Linked DNA regions of Homo sapiens: region 1 is linked to region 2. A link is a loop called in an ENCODE intact Hi-C map of the cell type or tissue named here. Cell type or tissue: natural killer cell. All regions are shown on one strand. Each heading gives the region's core, and the rest is flanking DNA. Links, peaks and the distances in the headings are about the cores only. Region 1 overlaps RDH13 (retinol dehydrogenase 13). Region 2 holds the start of GP6-AS1 (GP6 antisense RNA 1).

Evidence for each region. Hi-C counts contacts between places; a loop is a spot of excess contacts. Peaks named below come from ENCODE experiments on the same cell type or tissue, not always from the same donor. Only the 100,000 strongest peaks of a DNase experiment are listed, where the experiment ranks them.
Region 1: a loop joins it to region 2, with 3 times the contacts of the local background. A loop is called at or near these places in 8 of 110 quality-filtered maps.

What each region holds. Positions count from the first base shown.
Region 1 is chr19:55,055,686-55,058,596 of GRCh38, forward strand. It overlaps RDH13 (retinol dehydrogenase 13), which reads right to left. Exons shown (of 7, transcript NM_001145971.2): 3 at 968-1,123. Among named protein-coding and RNA genes, the nearest start is that of RDH13, 6.0 kb to the right of the region's middle. In natural killer cell, for the core only: no CTCF peak of the experiment used is centred there; no DNase peak of the experiment used is centred there.
Region 2 is chr19:55,004,592-55,007,502 of GRCh38, forward strand. It overlaps GP6-AS1 (GP6 antisense RNA 1), which reads left to right and starts at 1,636. Exons shown (of 3, transcript XR_001754013.3): 1 at 1,636-1,698; 2 at 1,826-1,873. In natural killer cell, for the core only: no CTCF peak of the experiment used is centred there; a DNase peak (open chromatin) is centred at 1,580; H3K4me3 peaks cover 681 bases; H3K27ac peaks cover 1,373 bases.

The DNA.
Region 1 (2,911 bases), core at 291-2,790, 51 kb after region 2:
AAAACAATAAAACAATAATTAGCTGTGTGTGGTGGCGTATGCCTGTACTCCCAGCTACTTGGGAGGCTGAAGTGGGAGGATCCCTTGAGCCCAGCAGGTTGAGACTGCAGTGAGCCATGACTGCACCACTGCACTCTAGCCTGGGTGACAGAGATGGATCCTGTCTCAAACAAACTAATTATTCAGGTAGGGCACGGTGGCTCACACCTGTAATCCCAGCACTTTGGGAGGCCAAGGGAAGCAGATCACCTGAGGTCAGGAGTTCGAGACCAGCCTGACCAACATGGTGAAACCCTGTCTCTACCTAAAACACAAAAAATTAGCCAGGCACGGTGGCGGGTGCCTGTAATCCCAGCTACTCAGGAGGCTGAAGCAGGAGAATCATTTGAAATCGGGAGACGGAGGTTGCAGTGAGGCAAGATCACACCACTGCACTCCAGCCTGGGCAACAGAGCGAGACCCCATCTGTCTCAAAACAAACAAACAAAACAAAGTCAGCCGGGCGCAGTGGCCCACGCCTGTAATCCCAGCACTCTGGGAGGCTGAGGCAGGAGAATCACCTGAGGTCAGGAGTTCCAGACCAGCCTGGCCAACGTGGTGAAACCCCGTCTCTACTAAAAATACAAAAATTAGCAGGGTATGGTAGCAGGCATCTTAATCCCAGCTACTCAGGAGGCTGAGGTCCGCGCTTGAACCCAGGAGGCAGAGGTTACAGTGAGCCGAGATCGCGCCATTGCACTCAGCCTGGCCGACAGAGTGAGACTCCCTCTCAAAATAACAGTAGTAATAAATAAATAAAGTCGTTGCTTGCAGGCTGTACAAAAAAAGGCAGCAACTGGACTTGGCCCCTAACTCATAGTTTGCCAAAACTCTGCTCTAAAGTTTGCTTGCTTCATTCACTTCTCAGAGCCTGGCCCTGGGAGCCGCCTATCCCAGTCCTCATCCCACATGGCCAGCGTTCTCCTACCTTCAATGATCTTTGCTGCAAACTCTCGGATAGACTTGAGGGAAGCCAAGTCCAGGTGCCGGGCGTTGACATGGTGATTGAGGGTCTCCCCGCGGATGTCCTTTGCTGCCGCCTCACACTTCTCCATGTCTCGGCAGGCCAGGATGATGTTGCCTCCTGAAAACCCAGGATGGAAAAAGATTTAAATTAATAATCCACTCCTGGGTACTGACCCCAGAGACATGAAAACATACGTCTACACAAAAACACATCCACCAATGTTCACTGCGGCATTCTTCACAAAAGCCAAAAGGTAGAAACAACCAAATGCCCATCTGTGGATGAAGGGACAACAAAATGTGGTCCATCCATAGAGATGGAATATTAGACGGCCGTGAAAAGGAGTGAAGCACTGGCTCATGCTACAGCAAGGATGACCGTCAGAAACACTGTGCTCGGGGAAAGAAACCAGACACGAAAGACCACACAGCGTACAATCCCATTTACATGAATTCTATGTATATGATTTCACACCTATGAAACGCCCAGAATAGGCAAATCCATAGAGAAAGAAAATAGATTCTTGGTTTTCTAGGGCAGGGGGTGGGGAGAGGGAATTACAGCTTGATAGTTACAGTGAGCAGGTTTCTTTCTAGGGTAACAGATGTTCTAAGATTGATTTTAAAGATGGTTGCATCATTCTGTGACTATACTAAACATCACTGAATTGGTCGGGCACGGTGGCTCACACCTGTAATTCCAGCACTTTGGGAGGCCAAGGCAAGAGGATTCCCCATCCTCTCCTTTTTTTTTTTTTTTTAGATGGAGTCTCACTCTGTCACCCAGGCTGGAGTGCGGTGGCGCAATCTCGGCTCACTGCAACCTCCACCTCCTGGGTTCAAGCAATTCTCCTGCCTCAGCCTCCCGAGTAGCTGGGATTACAGGCACCTACCACAACTAGCTAATTTTTTATTTTTTTATTTTTAGTAGAGACAGCGGTTTCACCATGTTAGCCAAGCTAGTCTTGAACTTCTGACCTCAGGTGATCCACCCCGCGGCCTCCCAAAGTACTGGGATTACAAATAAGCCACAATGCCCAGCCTCCAATTTTTTTTGTTGTGGTAAAATACAAATCACTTAAAATTTATCATCTTAACCCCCTTTTCTTTTTGTTTATTATTATTTTTTTTTTTTTGAGTCAGTCTCACTCTGCTGCCGCGGCTGGAGTGCTGGCGCCATCACAGCTCATTCAGCCTTGAACTCCTAGGCTCAAGTGACCTGGGACTATAGGTACCACCTGTGCCAGCATGCCTGGCTAACTCTGGTAGAGATGGGGGTGTTGCTATGGTGTCCAGGCTGGTCTGGAACCCCTGGCCTCAAGTGATCCTCCTGCCTCAGCCTCCAAAAGTGCTGGAATTATAGATGTGAGCCACCGAGACCCGCCCTCTTAGCCATTTTTAAGTGTCCAGTTCATTGGTATTAAAAACATTTATGGCTGGGCCGGGCATGGTGGCTCACACCTGTAATCCCAGCACTTTGGGAGACCAAGGCAGGTGGATCACCTGAGGTCAGGAGTTCAAGACCAGCCTGGCCAACACATTACAAACTTAGCTGGGTGTGGTGTTGCATGCCTGTAATCCCAGCTACTCGGGTGGCTGAGGCAGGAGAATTGCTTGAACCCGGGAGGCGAAGGTTGCAGTGAGCCAAGATCATGCCACTGCACTCCAGCCTGGGCGACAAGAGCAAAACTCCATCTCAAAAAAAAAAAAACAATAATAATAATTCCTAATGTTGTGCAACCATTACAACCATCCATCTCTCAAATTGTTTCATCTTGCCAAACTAAACTTCCGTTTCCATTAAACAGTAACTCCCCATTCTCCCCTCCCCTCCTGACCCCTGGCAAGCACCATTCCAACTTCTCTATGAATTTAACTGTAGGTAGCTCCTGTAAGTGGAATCATA
Region 2 (2,911 bases), core at 314-2,813:
CCCCCAACGCGCACACACACACACCACTCTCTACCTCCAAGCCTCATTTTCAGGCTTCTCAAAGCTAAGGTCACTCCCATGAGCTAAGCCGCGCTTTTCTCAATCCTCAGCTCTTCCACAAGAATAGGAAGAACTCTCTCCTGTTCAAGATCCTGTGGCTCAGCTGCAGCTCTGGAAGAAAGACCCCGGTGAGGGTCTTGCTTTTCACAATCCCCAATCCCAGACCACATCCTGTGCCCCAAAACAACTTCCATGGTAACCACATCCTTCAGGAAGTGAAGTCAGGCAGGAAGTCAAGTCAGAAGACGGAATGGGCTGGGCATGGTGGATCGCACCTGTAATCCCAGCACTTTGGGAGGCAGAGGCAGGTGGATCACATGAGGTCAGGAGTTTGAGACCAGCCTGGCCAACATGGTGAAACCCTGTCTCTACTAAAAATACCAAAAGTAGCCAGGCTTGGTGGTGCATGCCTGTAATCCCAGCTACTCTGGAGGCTGAGGCAGGAGAATCGCTTAAACCCGGAAGGCGGAGGTTGCAATGAGCCGAGATCGCACCATTGCACTCCAGCCCGGGGGACAGAAAAAAAAATGTAGCTGAGCATGGTAGTGCACGTCTGTGATCTCAGCTACTTGGGAGTCTGAGGCAGGAGAATCACTTGAACCCAGGCGGTGGAGGTTGCAGTGAGCCAAGATTGTAATAGTCCAATGTGTTCACCTTGCCCACTGCCTAGACAGAGCTGATTCGTCAAGACAGGGAATCGCAATAGAGAATAATTCATGCAGAGCTGGCTCTACGAGAGACCAGAGTTTTATTATTATTCAAATCAGTGTCTCCCAGCATTCAGGAAGCGTTTTTAAGGATAACTTGGTGGGTGGGTGGGAAGCCAGTGAGCCAGGAGTGCTGTTTGGTCAGGGATGAAATCGTGGGAGCCAAAGCTATCTTCTTGCACTCAGTTCCTGAGTGGAGGCCAAAAGATAAGATGGGCCAGTTTATTGATATGGGTGGTGCCAGCTGATCCATCAAGTACAGGGTCTGCAAGTTAAACGCTGATCTTAGAAGCAGTTTAGGGAGGGTCACAATCTTGTAGCCTCCAGCTGCATGACTCCTAAGTCATAATTTCTAATCTCGTGGCTAATGTTCGTCCTACAGGGCCAATCTAGTCCCCAGGCAACAAAGAGGTGTGCTTTGGAAAAGGGCTATCATCTTTGTTTAAACTATAAGTTTCTCCCAAAGTTCAGCCTATGCCCAGGAATGAAAAAGGACAGCTTGGAGGTTAGAAGCAAAATGGAGTCAGTTAAATCTCTTTCACTGTCTCAGTCATAATTTTGGAAAGGTGGTTTCAAGCTGGCACAACTGCACTCCACCCTAGGAGACAGAGCGAGACCCTGTCAAAAAAAAAAAAAAAAAACAAGAAGTGAAGTCAAGATAGGAGGTAAATTCGGAAGACAGGAAGTGGTGGTAGAAGACAAGAAGTGAAGTCATACAGGAAGTAAAGTCAGAAGACAGGAAGTGAAGTAAGAAGACAGGAAGTGGTTGTAGAAGACAGGAAGTGAGGTCATACAGGAAGTAAAATCAGAAGACAGGAAGTGACGTCAAACCAGGATTTGCAGTCGGAGGCAGGCAAGAAGTGAAATCAGAAGACGGGAAGTGGCTGAGGGGAACGTCTTTTCTCTCTCCTGCTCAGCCCGAAGTGAACAGGTAGCATCAGGTGTGCCATTTCAGTGACTGGGCACAGCCCAGGCACCCACATCTCTCTGCAGCGCCTATTCTTGGAACACCAGAGACCTCTACACTATTTTCTGTTGCTTTTTTCCTTCATTTTCAGAGATGAGATCCTGGATTGAATGACTACTATGGAAAGTGATTGACCAAGGTAAGTCACAACTATCTTGTTCTTTAATTTTGGTGTTGTTTGTTATGACTTGTTAGCCGTCTAGCACTCATAGCTTTGCATTTCCACTCTGCATTACTTGTATTTTTATTATTTTGTGATATTCGTAATAATTTATTATAAAACTGTGTTATTTTTGGATATTTTTAAGTTAAAATGCGATTTTTTAACTAAGTGGCAGTATGCAAAGCAAGTGGTTCAGAACTCTCCCCCATTAATAAGTCTTCTCTCCTGAAAGAAACAATTTTGAGACTTCCTGTTCTTAATTCTGTTTAACAGCATACTTCTAAAAGAAAAAGTGTATACTGTTATTATTTATTGTGTTACAAAAATATACACGCACCTTTCATGCACGTCCGTGTGAAGAGACCACCAAACAGGCTTTGTGTGAGCAATAAAGCTTTTAATCACCTGGGTGCAGGTGGGCTGAGTCTGACAAGAGAGTCAGCGAAGGGGGATAGGGGTGGGGCCGTTTTATAGGATGTGGGTAGGTAAAGGAAAATTACAGTCAAAGGGGGGTTGTTCTCTGGCGGGCAGAGTCGGGGTCATAAGGTGCTCAGTAGGGGAGCTTTTGAGCCAGGATGAGCCAGGAGAAGGAATTTCACAAGACAATGTCATCAGTTAAGGCAGGAACAGGCCATTTTCGCTTCTTTTGTGGTGGAATGTCATCAGTTAAGGCACGAACCGGCCATCTGGATGTGTACGTGCAGGTCACAGGGGATATGATGGCTTAGCTTGGGCTCAGAGGCCTGACATTCCTGTCTTCTTATATTAATAAGAAAAATAAAATGAAATAGGGGTAAAGTGTTGGGACAGCAAAAATTTTTGGGGGTGGTATGGAGAGATAATGGGTGATGTTTCTCAAGGCTGCTTTGAGCAGGATTAGGGGCGGCGTGGGAACCTAAAGTGGGAGCGATTAAGCTGAAGGAAGATTTTGTGGTAAGGGGTGACATTGTGGGATTGTTAAAAGAAACATTTGTCATTTAGAATTATTGGTGATGGCCTGGATACAGTTTTGTA